Regions from separate parts of the Homo sapiens genome. Here region 1 is linked to region 2. Evidence: chromatin contacts called from ENCODE Hi-C data. All regions are on one chromosome and are shown on one strand. The core of a region is the stretch at or near the end of the contact, and the rest is flanking DNA. Distances in the headings are between cores, read along the strand shown.

Region 1 (6,647 bases), core at 1,678-4,177, 420 kb after region 2:
TACTTCACGATCTGATAACAAATCTGCCAGCCTATTGATTTAACCAGGCTATTCCCAAGCATATCTATAGAAAGTTGTTGGGAAAGATATTTGGTTATAGATAATCCAAATTTTTAACAAGACATCTTCAATTCAAATCAAGATAATTGAGGTTTTAGTATCTGGGGGAGGGGTTCCTGTATTTTTCTAAACACCATTTAGTGTTTAAAGCATATATCAAAGCCCAACACCTCCCCTCCCTGGGCTGCTGGCGTTTGCAAGTCAGTGGACCTCAACATTCCTTCCATCAGCAGGCCCTTGAAACAAAGCACAAGAGCAAGGTTTTAATGAGAGAGATAACCCTTCTCATCCAAAGGAGGAAAAACAACATCTGTTAAAAACCCAAGTAAACTGCAGTAATGGGTTCAGCAATAGGCCCAGAGGACTTCAGAGAGATAGTCTTTGCTTATCAAAATAAAAAACACAATAGAACAATTGTTTCACTCCAACGCTCTGTGTTCTAAACGCTCTCCAGATTAATTAGCATGGAGTTTCGCCAAGCTCATTAAAAGAAAAACTAAGGACTCCTAAGGATGACTGGTGTTTACTGTCCTCCCAAACTGGCCAGTGAGAACTTGGGGGAGCCACAGACTTCTGGGCTTTCTGTACTGATAACATTTCTAGGATTTATTTTTAAATTGCATGTTAAAAATTAGACTACAAGAATCTTTTCATATTTACTTTTTTTAAGTGAAAAAATTGGTCCTTATTTATTTTCCTTGTGTACCTCCAACCCTGCTACATTTTATAGCTGCCGAACAATAGACCACAGGCTTCTGGAATCTGTGACCACTCGATGAGCTATTTGATAACCCTGATGACTTTGTCAAGTCATCCAGAGCATGTGGACACTCAGGCCAAACTTCTTTTTTCCCCGAAACAGGCTTTCTCCACCCACCCAAATCCCCTAATTCTCCTGGGCCTGCCAAGGGCCTGACCTTCCAGTCTCTGCAGCAAAGGGTGAAGTTTTACAGGAGGAAGGCCCAGCAGATTAAAGGCCTCTGTTCAACAAATATTTGCTCGCCCACTCCAGGCGGAGTAACAGTTTCTTACATGCTGCATGCCCACAGTGACACTTAGAGACTTCAGGAAGCTTGTTAAGCTGGTGACTAAGAATTAGACACCTAATGTCAAGGTAAATAATTAAGTCCCAATCCACAGACGTTATGGAAAACCAAACCACTTTAACAAACTCCCAATGTCACACGAAAACCAACACAAGTCCAATGAAATAGAATCTGCATATGATTTCCAAAAAAGCCTGTATGCATTCTTGCTTTGCCGGGTGGTCTTAAAATTCTAAAATGAACTGACATTCCCAAAGTTTTACCTGTACAGCCCATGACCCTCAGTTCACACCATGCAGACTGCCTTTTTTTGCCAGAGCATTTCTGGCTGCCCGAATCCTACCCATCAGGCCCCTTCCCCCAAATCCCTGTATTTTGCAACCCTAGCCCTCAATCTCTGGGTTATCTATTCCTTGTAAATCTGAAAAGACAAAAGACCGGAGAAGGAAAACAAGTTGTGGGAGAAACATCACATTAAACTGTCAGGACAGGAAACCCTGGGAGTTGTGTGGTCTGCACCGCCCCACCCCTCTCCCCAAGACTAAGACCAAGCTACTAGATTTGGGGAGGGAATGAGGACACGGGAGGCGGGTGGAGTGCGTGCGGGGGTGGGAGAGTGGGTGTAGGTGTGGGGAGGTGATGTGCCCAAGCTAATTCCCCCAAGGCCTCTCTACTCCTTAAGCGCGTGGATGACCAAACACCAGGGCATGCCCAGGTAGCGCTGGCCTAAAGTTCTCGTTTTTATTTTCTTCTTCAGTAGTGAAATCACAGCTTCTTTACAAATGCCCAGAAGAATCCCAGGCGCTCTGCTTCTTGACGGAAGCGAGAGGGGCGCTTTTTAGCAGCTAGTGCTGGGCCCCACTGTGGCCAGGGCATCGAGGCAAACCCTGGCATTTTGGGGGTGAACGGACCCCGACTGGAGACGGGGGAAGTAGAGGGTGCCCGCGGAGATCTGAGCGCAGAGACCCTAGGAGGGCGGGTTCCAGATCCCATAAATGAGATAATTAACGGGATTTACAGCACTCCTAGGCGGGGCTCCTGCCCTTCTCCCATCCCACGCGCAGCCAGGAGCCGGGCGGCCCCGGGCACTCGCTGGGAGGCAGCTGCGATTAGCGCCCTAATCCCCAGCGCAGACCGCGCAGAGACCGGAGCGGGAGCGGGGCCGCGGCGGGAGCCCCCCACCGTCCCGGGCAGTCCAGACGGCCGGGGCAGCGTGGGAACTGGGACCTCGGGGACCCAGCGCGGCGGCTGTCAGCTCTGGGGTGAGGTCCGCGAGATCTGGGCGCGAGGGCGCGGGAGGGGTTGGTGGACACAGGCTGGGGAGGGCGACTTCGAGAGGGGAGTGAGTGACCCCGGCCCCCCAGGCCCTCCGCGCGCCGAGGGGCGACGCGAGCGCTAACGCCAGCCGCGGCCCGCGGTGCCCGCCCCGGGACCCCCGCGCTCCGAGCGGGGCACCTGAGGGGAGGGGACGCCCCTCCCGGGCTGGCAGGCGCCCTCCACCCCGAGGCTGCCGGGCTAGGCACCGCGCGGGGGGCCCAGGCGGGGCTGCGACTGGGGGTGCAGACATCCCCCACCGCCAGGGTGGCTGGAACCGGAGCGACGTCCCAGCTGGAGAAGTTGGGGGGAGTGCGGGAGGCTGCGGGTGAGGCCCGCGAAGCGCCGTGGGAGCGGCCCTAATGGACGGTGGGAGCCAGGAGGGTTAGACGCCGGGACTTACCGAGCGGCTCCCTCATGCCGCCTCGCGCCGCCACCGCCGCCGCTCCGGCCGGCCGGGGACCAGCGCGACCCGCCCCGCCTGCAGCCGCCGAGGCCGAGCATGCCCGGAGAACCGCCGTCCGCCCCGCCCACCGCCCGGGCCCGCCCCGCCCACCGCCCGGGGCTGCCTCCTCTGCGCTGAGGGCGGTATCCAGGCCACGAGCTTCCTAGGCTTTTGGGGTCCGCCTGCGTGGGTCGCGCAGAAGGCACAAGTGAGCTGACCACCATTCCCTCTTTTCTTGTCACTTGGGTTTGGGCCACGTCAACCCTGTGGAAATGTCCAAAGACACACACACTCTCACAGATACACAGAAAGCAAACATATTCATATCACACAAACACACAAAGATGTATGCAAACACACTCATATACACCCACACACAGATGCACACAAACACACTCACAGGAAACAGGCGCACACAAACACATATACAGGACACACAGGTGCACACACAGTCACAGACAAGTGCACACACACTCAAATACAGTCACACGCAGGTGCACACAAACACACCCATATACAGTCACGCACAGATGCAGCCAAACACACTGACACATATACATACATACATGGGAACACAGTATGGCTATACACACACACACACACACACACAAACGCACCCACATAACACATCGATATTATGAAGAGCAGAAAACAGTGATGGTGACAACAGCTTGGGATTTACTTCTTTCAAAAAAAAGTCTGAAGGAGTCTGGAAGCCACCTTCAGATCAGCTGGCCCATACTCTCCTGTGGCAGAGGAGGAAACTGATGACAGGAGCAGGATTTGCCTACAGGGCAGGGGTAGGAGGAGAGATAGGAGGAGGTCAGTGGGAGAGTTCAGACCAGAATGAACATTTGGGGTCATTTGGGTAACCCCAAACCCACTCCATATTTCTCTTACAGCGGGAAGGGGCAGAAAGATTAGACTGCTGCCTGGGTCTGCTCAGGGCGAACGTTTTCATAATTTTGGAAGGCAGACAGAAGACAAAAAATGTGAAATATTGCTGATGCATTGGGGAGAGACAGGGAATGTTAGTTAAGTCCACCCAGACAAAACATGGATGGCACAGCAGACTGGTGACCTTGCCAAATTAGTTTTCAGAAAACTACTTAGCCACATCATGATTTTAGGACTGTATTTGCTGTCGAAACACCAATAACTAACTTTTTTTGCTCTATTACCACATCTGAGCCCTTCCTATGTATTATTTCTTTTAATCCTCATCACAGTTTGATGATATGGGCACCACTTTACAGATGAGGAGTGGGCTCAGGGACGGGCACAGATGGCAAGCTGCAGAATCTAGCCCAAGACCCTCGCTCTGAACCACCAGAGCAAGGTCGTTTCTTTGTTCTCTTGAATCATATGTTCCTCATGGTTAGTAGCAACGTATAATCTAACACAGCATAAAAGCTAAACACACTATTGCTGGAAAAGAACGAACAATGTAATTGAATGTTGTATTGTGCATTATCAGGAGTGCGTGGGAGGAAACCAGATGGTGGCGATAGGAGCAGGCAGCATGATTAGGGGCTCGAGAACCAGGTAGCTCAGGTCCCGGGCTTGGCTTCTCTGCCACTTTCTAGATGTGGTACTTTACTTCTGTTAGCCTCACTTTCCTCTCTAACAAAGTGGGGGTAATGATGGTTTGCATCTCATAGGAGAGTCATGAGAATTCAATGAGATGATGCCTTCTTATCACTTAGTTCAGGTACATGTAATAGTCAAGAAAATGGTGGCCGGGCATGGTGACTCATGCCTGTAATCCCAGCACTTTGGGAGGACAAGGCAGGCGGATCACCGGAGGTCTGGAGTTCGAGACCAGCCTGGGTAAGATGGTGAAACCCCATCTCTACTAAAAATACAGAATTAGCCGGGCGTGGTGGCAGGTGCCTGTAATCCCAGGTACTCGGGATGCTGAGGCAGGAGAATCACATGAACCCGGGAGGTGGAGGTTGCAGTGAGCCAGGATCATGCCACTGCACTCCAGCCTGGGCAATAGAGTGAGACTCTGTCTCAAGAAAAAAAAAAAAAAGAAAGAAAAGAAAATAGTAGCTACTACCATTAACACTTGTACAGCTACTGCTGTTTGACTTGGAACCACCAGGGAAGACTTTGAAGGACAAGTGGATTGTGGCTAGGGAGAGACACAAAGGCTGGGAAAATAGGATTCGACAAAATTTAAAAGATAGAAAAGGAAATGCAGACTTTTTTTTTTTTTTCTGGGGAGTCACAGTTATTAACAGCAGTGATATTACTTCTTGTCAAAAAAGCATCATTCGATGATGGATTTCTTCAATGACTTATAGAATTCCTGTTTCTCCTCAATTTGCCAACTCAATGAAATAACTTTGTCCTGGGGTGGAGCACCTCTATGTGCCCAGCATGGTGCAGACACCTAGGGAGCCAAGTATTCCTGCTAGAACATTTATCAGTCAGTGAATTGAGATTAGGATGTGTTTCCCCACAGAACAATGTCATATTGTTGGGTTTCTAGGTCAACCCCATGGAAGTTTTATAATGTACCTAAGGGCTGTAGAGTTGCAAAACAACAGAGTAGGGTTGCAGTAAATCAGAAAACAACACTGATTCAATGCTAGGAGCTAAGCTAAACCAAACCAAATCAAGTTTAATAAGAAATTGTATTTTAGCAGAAAGGCTGGCAAAGGCAGATTCAATTAGGGGAATGTAATGGGATTGAAATACTGGAGATTCTAGAGAAGATGACTTCACAATTTCAAGATGCTTGTAGTTTCTTGACCCTGGCTCTTTATCCTAACATCCTCATTTCAAAATGTTTGGCTTCCGTCTTTCCTCAGTACTGATGTATCCCTAGCCCTGCTCTAATGTTTTCCTGGCATGACTAAGGCCATTTCAAACAAAGAAGCAGAATGAAAAGATGGAGAGAGAAGATGGTGGTGAGGCTGTGGATGTGGGGAGAGGGGCAAGCAGAAAGGTGGAAAGCTTTTCTAAAGATCTGGGAATAGAATTAACAAAGAGGAAAGAGGGTGTATTATTCTATTCCCATGCTGCTAATAAAGACATACCCAAGACTGGGTAATTTATTAAGGAAAGAGGTTTAATGGACTCACAGCTGCACATGGCTGGGGAGGCATCACAATCACGGTGGAAGGCAAAGGAGAAGCAAAGGCGCGCCTTACGTGGCAGCAGGCAAGAGGGCATGTGCAGGAGAACTACTCTTTATCAAACCACCAGATCTCATGAGACTTATTCACTATCACAAGAACGGCATGGGAAAAACCCGCGTCCATGATTCAATTACCTCCCACTGGGTCCCTCCCACAACACGTAAGGACTATTACAACCCAAGGTGAGATTTGGGTGGGACACAGAGCCAAACCATATCAGAGAGTAAGGTTGAAAAGATGCATGAGTATGAGCAGGTGATTAATCATAAATGTAGGAAGATAATAAAGATAAAAGGTAATGAGGAAAATCCACTGGGCCAGTTTCCACACCGGTCACCAGTACATGGACAAGGGATGGTGGGCAAGACGTGAGAGAAACAAGCCTAACCTCCTAATTCCCTTATCCCTACCCACTCCCATTTTCCTGCAATTTGGGTCTCTTGCTTCCACTTACTTGATCTTGGGAGATTTAAACACAGGAAAAAAAAAAAAACTCGCTTATGTGATGTAAAATATAAACTATGATTGAAAACAGCATTTAACATGAAGCTGTTAGAAGTCTGGCACAGCCCTGGGAGCATGTGCCAGGATCCAGCCCTGGATGCCCAATGTCCCCGCCTTTCTTGAGTCCTG
Region 2 (6,790 bases), core at 1,764-4,263:
CCCTGAGATCAGCGCTTTAACATAAAATTGCAATGAGTGTCCTAAAATCCCAGGCAGCTGCAGATTCAGGAGATGATTCCAAGGCTGCCTTTGTACCCTAACAATCACAAGGCTCCTAGCAGCTTACTCTCCATAACGCTCCATGTAGCCCGAGAGCCCTGCATGCTGGAGCTCACCAGACATCCTTATAAAAATCCCAAGGGCCCTTTCCTTTGGATGCAATTCCTCAACTGTAGAATATTAAATAACTCGCCGGGTGTGGTGGCTCATGCCTGTAATCCCAGAACTTTGGGAGGCCGAGCGCTGGTAGATCACCTGAGGTCAGGAGTTCAAGACCAACCTGGGCAACATGATGAAACCCTGTCTCTACTAAAAATACAAAAATTAGCTGGGCGCAGTGGCATATGCCTGTAATCCCAGCTAGTAGGGAGGCTGAGGCAGGAGAATCACTTCAGCCCAAGAGGTGGAGGTTGCAGTGAGCTGAGATTGTGTCATTGCACTCCAGCCTGGGCAACAGAGCAAGACTCCATCTCAAAAAAAAAAAAAAGAAAAAAGAAAAAAAGAATACTATATAACCCCAGGTGTTGCCAAAGATGTTCACTCTGAATTGAACTCCAAAGTCTTCCAGAAGTCTGTTTATCACAAAACAGTCTGTCTCCAAAGTAGAAGCAAAGATAAAGAACTGTTTGTTGAATGGCTGACTGATGTCCACTGCAAGCTGAGCGCATTAACCAAATTTCACTTGGAAGACTATGCATGTGGCAAAATTAAATGCACCAATAGTACTAAATAAAGGTAGGCAGGAAGGCACCTAATGTACTACAATAGCTTGTATAACATCAGCCTCATCCAGTGATCAAGGTGACCAAATAAATTATCTTTAACACACACACACACACACACACAGAGTATAGACTCCAAAGTTTCCATTGTAAGACAAATTCTCTGACACTAGTGCACACTTGATGCCCTGGATCCTCAAGACATCACCGGGTGCCGGGTGCAGGGGCTCACGCCTATAATCCCAGCACTTTGGGAGCCCAAGGTGGGCGGATCACGAGGTCAGGAGTTCAAGATCAGCCTGGCCAACATAGTGAAACCCCGTCTCTACTAAAAATACAAAAAAAAATTAGCTGGATATGGTGCCAGGTGCCTGTAATCCCAGTTACTTGGGAGGTTGAGGCAAGGAGAGTCACTTGAACCTGGGAGGTGGAGGTTGCAGTGAGCCGAGATCGTGCCACTGCACTCCAGCCTGGGTGACAGCACGAGACTCCATCTCAAAAAAAAAAAAAAAAAAAAAAGACATCACTGGTTTTGGTGAGAAGAGACAGCACACATCTGCCTGGCACTGGGCTGCTCTTCTTTGGAGACAGAGGGTACAATTTATATCCTGCAGTTTTACTCAACAGGGGATACCACCAGCAGTTTGGCCAGGGTAATGCTGTATGGGACTGTCCCCTACACCATGTAAATTGGGCATTTACAATTCTTAACCACATCCTCCCAAATGCCAGTGAGTCATTGAGAAAACCTGAAACACCCCCATGCATTTTCAAACGCCCCCTAGGGTTGCCACACTATCTCCGGTGAAGAACCCTCGCAGTATTCACCGATGAAGTTCTTCTCTATAAATACTCTGTTTTCCTACCTGGTAAAAATAATGACTGCCCGTACTTGTCCATCTGATGTGGTATAAAGAAATAATCTTTTTTTTTTTTCAAAGAAGCAACACGTCAAATAAGCCTTCTATGTTCTAGAGTTCACTGCTGTTTTTCAGCAGAAACAAATCACTGAGCTAAATTACAAAGAGACCATAGCAATCTCCAGGGCTTTAAAAGGCTGATGCAGTATTTTTTCTTGGAGAATTTAAAAATAAAATGCAGTTCAAACTCTAGAACCTACAGTGAGGTTTTTCTCATAAATTCTGGAACATCGCAAGTTCTAGAAATCAAGCCCTGAAGAATGAGAGTACCAAGGCAAAGAACCCTCAGAACAAAGATTATGCAAAAGGATCACTGGTGATTTTCTATTTTTACATGAATTATAATGGCAGTGAAATAAAACTTGCCCTTCTGAACTCCACCCCCATACTTGTGCTACGATTATTAAAGTACGTTGCATTGTGAATATACTTTAATTCCAAGACTTTAAGTGCTAACATTTAGACAGAATGTACTAAGTTATATTAATCAAATTTTTAGTATTAAACCTTTCTCTACCATAAAGTAAATCCTTTAAAAAAAAAAAAAAGTCCAATCCTTCTCAACCCAAGAAATATGCCCAAGGGTATCTACAGGAATGGCTGCAGTAACTGGCAAACGCTGGCAGGAATTTTCCAATGACTGAAGTCAACAAATCCTCAGGAAACATGCTCAGACAGATGGCACTTAAAAAAAAGCAAAAACAAAAACAACAAAAAAAAACCTACTGCATTTAGATTTATAGGAAGATTTTTCACTTACTTCAAATTTCTGTATAATCCTCGTTCCTCTAAGTTAAAGGGGGAAAGAAAATCACACTGCAATTCCTTATTTTTCTAATTTAAAAAACAAAACAAAACACGTTATACCCTCGAATCCAGCTTTTGATGTCTTCGAGTATTTTCTTGGAGTCTCTTTCCAATGAATACTACTTTCAAATTCTAAGCACAAAGTAAAATCCCAAAAGTTAGCCCAAATAGCGTTGTACAAAATCAAAGATCACGATGTCAGCAAGCAACTGCATCTATCAGAAGCGATGATGATTCAGAACAGGATAAATTTAGAATGGTGTTTTCCAAAAGGCTTTTTGGATGTCAAATTCAGGAAACAGGTAAAGGCTACATCCCAAAAGTTCCTCTCCAAAAAGAACGCCAAAATATTAATAAAAAGAGTCTTCTTTTTGAAGTTTTTCGTCCCCTAGTGTCCTCGAGGCTGAACTTCCCCAACCTGGCCTCGGTGGAGCCATCCATTACTGGGCAAATCCACATGAAACCTGAGGACACTTCAGCCTGGGGAGGACGCAGTCAGAGCAGTGAAGCAACTTCACATGGGACGGGCCTTTTATGGCCTGAACTCGAGAGCCTTGATACCAGCTCATCTACCAGAAATAGCCCTGGAAATTCAGAGGAGCCCATCAGCTGTTGCAGCAGGCCTGGCCAGCAGCTACTTCAAATGCAATTAGGTTGTCCACACTGTCTTTCAGCTTGTTGTATAGAGAAATTAAAAATACAACAGCAGTCTACTGAATAAGCTACAACAATACAGATTTGGATGAGCAAACATTTCTCTAACTTAGTTTTTTTAGGCTAAAAAAAGAGCACACAATCGTTGACAAAGCTCAGACACTGAACACCCCAAAAGTAAGTAACAGACATATATACAATGAATGCCCGAAAAGTAACTAACAGACATACACATCTATGAAACAGCATGATATAATGGCACATGTCTCTACAAGTTTACAAATTCTGTAACCTCTGTGGATTTCTTCCCACTTCCAATAACTGTAGAAAATGAATCATCAGAAGAAAGCATTGTGCTGGAAGTACTTTCTCGAAAATGACACAAATATTTTCTCTTAAAGCCAAAGTCAGTCCTCTGAACTGGCAAGATCTATCTTCCTATGGCTCTCAGGTAGCTCACCTCACTGAAAAACCAGATGAACCTAACCTAATGAAAAAAATATTAACTATGAAGCACAACCACTTCTTAAATGGCCATATGCATTTTTTTAAACATTAAAAGGCCACTGACATGTTGAATACACTCAAACAAATATCACAACCCTGTTTACAAAATACTTACAATTGTAGGTCTCTGTCCCTGTCGGTACCAAGAACAGAGAGTCTTAATTGTCTGCACCAACTTCAGTATAAACCACAAACCCCATAAGACTTGGGCTGGAGTACAGCAAAAGCTGTGTGCTGCGCGGGGCCTCCCAGTGGTATGCCTCTGGGTGTCAGGGTTCTCAGACCACCAGCTGCTTCGGCCAGCACAGGAGGCCTCTCAAAGCAGGATCTAAATTCCTGTTACTAATTAACCCTACAGAACAATGCCTCTCCCTAAGAGGACAGTCCTGAGGCCAGGTGAAAAGATGACAGGTATAATAATTAAACATTGGCTTCATGACTGTTTTGTGCTAGGGGTATTTGTCCCAGTCAACTGTTTTTTTTTTTTTTTACCCATCTCAAGATAACAAACAAACAAAATTTCATAGCATGGCTTTTGCATCCTAATCTCAGTCCTGACCCTGATCTTCTTTTCCCTTGGACCATATTGGCTTTTTCCTCATTTTAAAGTTTATTTGATCTTGTTTTACGTATTTTTATAAGCTGTGGTAAGCCCCTCCCTAGAGAAAAGTAGGGCAAAAATAAATAAAAACTTACATGAAACAGTTCACTATTTGGGTCTTCTCTGTAAAGAGAAGATAGGAGGAGAAAATGAATCACTGTTACCACAATAGTGCTATTTCCTTCCTAAAAAAAGATTCACTCCCACAAAATAAACATCAGTCTTTTGTGTGCCTCTTAAGTTTTTGCACACTGCTTCCCCATAGCAACCAAACTGTCCTAGATTAATACACTGGAGTCTAATAGGGTAAATCTCCTTCGTCACTTCTTTTATATATCCTTTCTGTCTTTGATTATTTAAATCCCAGTTAATTCTTCCTGTGCAATCCATTTACTTTCCTAATTTTTTTGCTATCTGCCTGGCTTAGAAGACTCATCATACTCACTTCTTTCCAATGATGATAATCATGAATTGGAAGAAAAATCAACACACAAAAGATGTCAATTGTCCCCAAACTGATCTACAGATTAACAAAATTCCTATCAAAATCTTGCAAGGTTTTTTTGTTTTGTTTTGTTTTGTTTTGTTTTTTTGAGACATGGTCTTGCTCTGTTGTCCAGGCTGGAGTAGAGGTGTGCAATCATGGCTCACTGCAGCCTCAACCTCCCCAGGAGGCAGTCCTCCTGCCTCAGCCTCCTGAATATCTGGGGCTACAGATGTGCACCACCACACTGGGCTAATTTTTTAATTTCTTAGTTTTTGTAGAGATGGAGTCTCATTAGGTTGGCCAGGCTTGTCTTGAACTCCTGGGCTCCAGCTGTCCTCCCACTTCGGCCTTCTTAAGTGCTAGGATTACAGGTGTGAGCCACCCTGCCTGGCCTCACAGTGATTTTTGGCAGATATTCTAAAATTTATAGTAAAGGTACAGGCCCTAGAATAGCTAAAAACCATCTTGAAAAAGAAGAAAAAAGTTAGTCTGGGCGTGGTGGCTCATGCCTGTAATCCCAGCACTTTGGTAGGCCGAGGCGGGTGGATCACCTGAGGTCAGGAGTTCGAGACCAGCCTAATGAACATGGTGAAACACTGTCTCTATCAAAAATACAGAAAAATTAGCCAGGCGTGGTGGTGCACACCTGTAATCCCAGTTACTAGGGAGGCTAAGGCAGGAGCATCGCTTGAACCCAATCCTGGGAGGCAGAGGTTGCAGTGAGCCAAGATCATGCCACTGCACTCCAGCCTGGGCCACAGAGTGAGACTCCGTCTCAAAAGAAGAAAAAAGTTAGAGCAATGAATCTATCCCATATTAAGGCCTACTGGATAACTACAGTAATCAAGACAACACAGCATTGGCAAAAAGAGAGACACATAACATAGATCAGTGGAACAGACTGGAGAACCCAGAGACAGGCCCACATGAATATGCCAAACTGATTTCTGTGCCATTCAACAAACAGTGCTAGAGCAATTAGACACCCCTAGGCAAAAGCAATGAGCTTCTACCCAATCCTCATTGTGGTACATCCATACCATGGAATACTACTCAACAATAAAAAGGAACAAATTATTAGTACGTTCCACGACCTGGATAAGAATCCAGGGAATTAAATTATGCTGAGTGACAGAAAGCCAATCCCAAAATGTTAGATACTATACGAGTACACTTACATAGCATTTCCCAGATGACAACATTATAGAAATGGAGAAGAGATGGGAGTTGTTAGAGGTTAGGGATGGGGATGAGGTGGTTTAACAGGGCCACATGAGAGACCCCTGTTCTGGAACTCTTCTATTGGATTGACCACATCAGTGTCAATATCCTGGTTGTGATACTATTGTATAGCTTTGCAAGATGTTATCACTGGAGAAACTGGGTAAAAAGCCCTCATGATCACTTTGTACTATTTCTTACAACTACATCTGAATCTATAATTATCTCAAAATTAAAAGTTTAAGCAGGGCGGGGTGGCTCACACCTGTAATCCCAGAACTTTGGGAGGCTGTGGCGGATGGATTACCTGAGGTCAGGAGATTGAGAACATCCTAGCCAACGTGGTGAAACCCTGTCTCTACTAAAAATACAAAAATTAGCCAGGCATGGTGGCTGGCATGTGCCTGTAATCCCAGCTTCTCGGGAGGCTGAGGCAGGAGAATTGCTTGAACCCGGGAGGCGGAGGTTGCAGTGAGCTGAGATCATGCCATTGCACTCCAGCCTGGGTGACAAGGGTGAAACTCTGTCTCAAAAAAAAAAAAAGTTTAATTAAGTATTTTTTCCAAGGAAAAAGCATCCCAACCCCAAAAAACAAACCTACTTCAAATGAAACTTTCAAATATAATCCATTTGTAAATGGGTGACTTACTGTAACTGTACTTCACATAAATCTATAGAGATTTACTTATTATCAATGCCATCTTACGAATTTCAAACTGGAAATATTTATTTTTCCCTATAAGAATGAAAGTTAATCCGAAAGTAAAATATTTGATACAGAATAAGAAATGGAAAGCATTGCTTTCCAATT

Evidence for each region. A loop is a pair of places that touch in the nucleus more often than their neighbours do.
Region 1: a map of Caco-2 shows a loop between it and region 2 (2.6-fold over the local background). The contact joins the promoter of JCAD here to the promoter of SVIL in region 2. A Hi-C loop is called at or near these places in 1 of 168 maps with a recorded cell type or tissue (Caco-2).

Annotation. Positions count from the first base shown.
Region 1 is chr10:30,056,659-30,063,305 of GRCh38, forward strand. It overlaps JCAD (junctional cadherin 5 associated), which reads right to left and starts at 2,928. Exons shown (of 4, transcript NM_020848.4): 1 at 2,824-2,928. LOC101929256 (a long non-coding RNA gene) reads left to right here and starts at 2,180. Exons shown (of 4, transcript XR_001747405.2): 1 at 2,180-2,368. RefSeq lists an enhancer at 49-586 and silencers at 2,871-3,040, 6,482-6,647.
Region 2 is chr10:29,631,958-29,638,747 of GRCh38, forward strand. It overlaps SVIL (supervillin), which reads right to left and starts at 3,014. Exons shown (of 38, transcript NM_021738.3): 1 at 2,463-3,014. RefSeq lists a silencer at 2,823-3,117.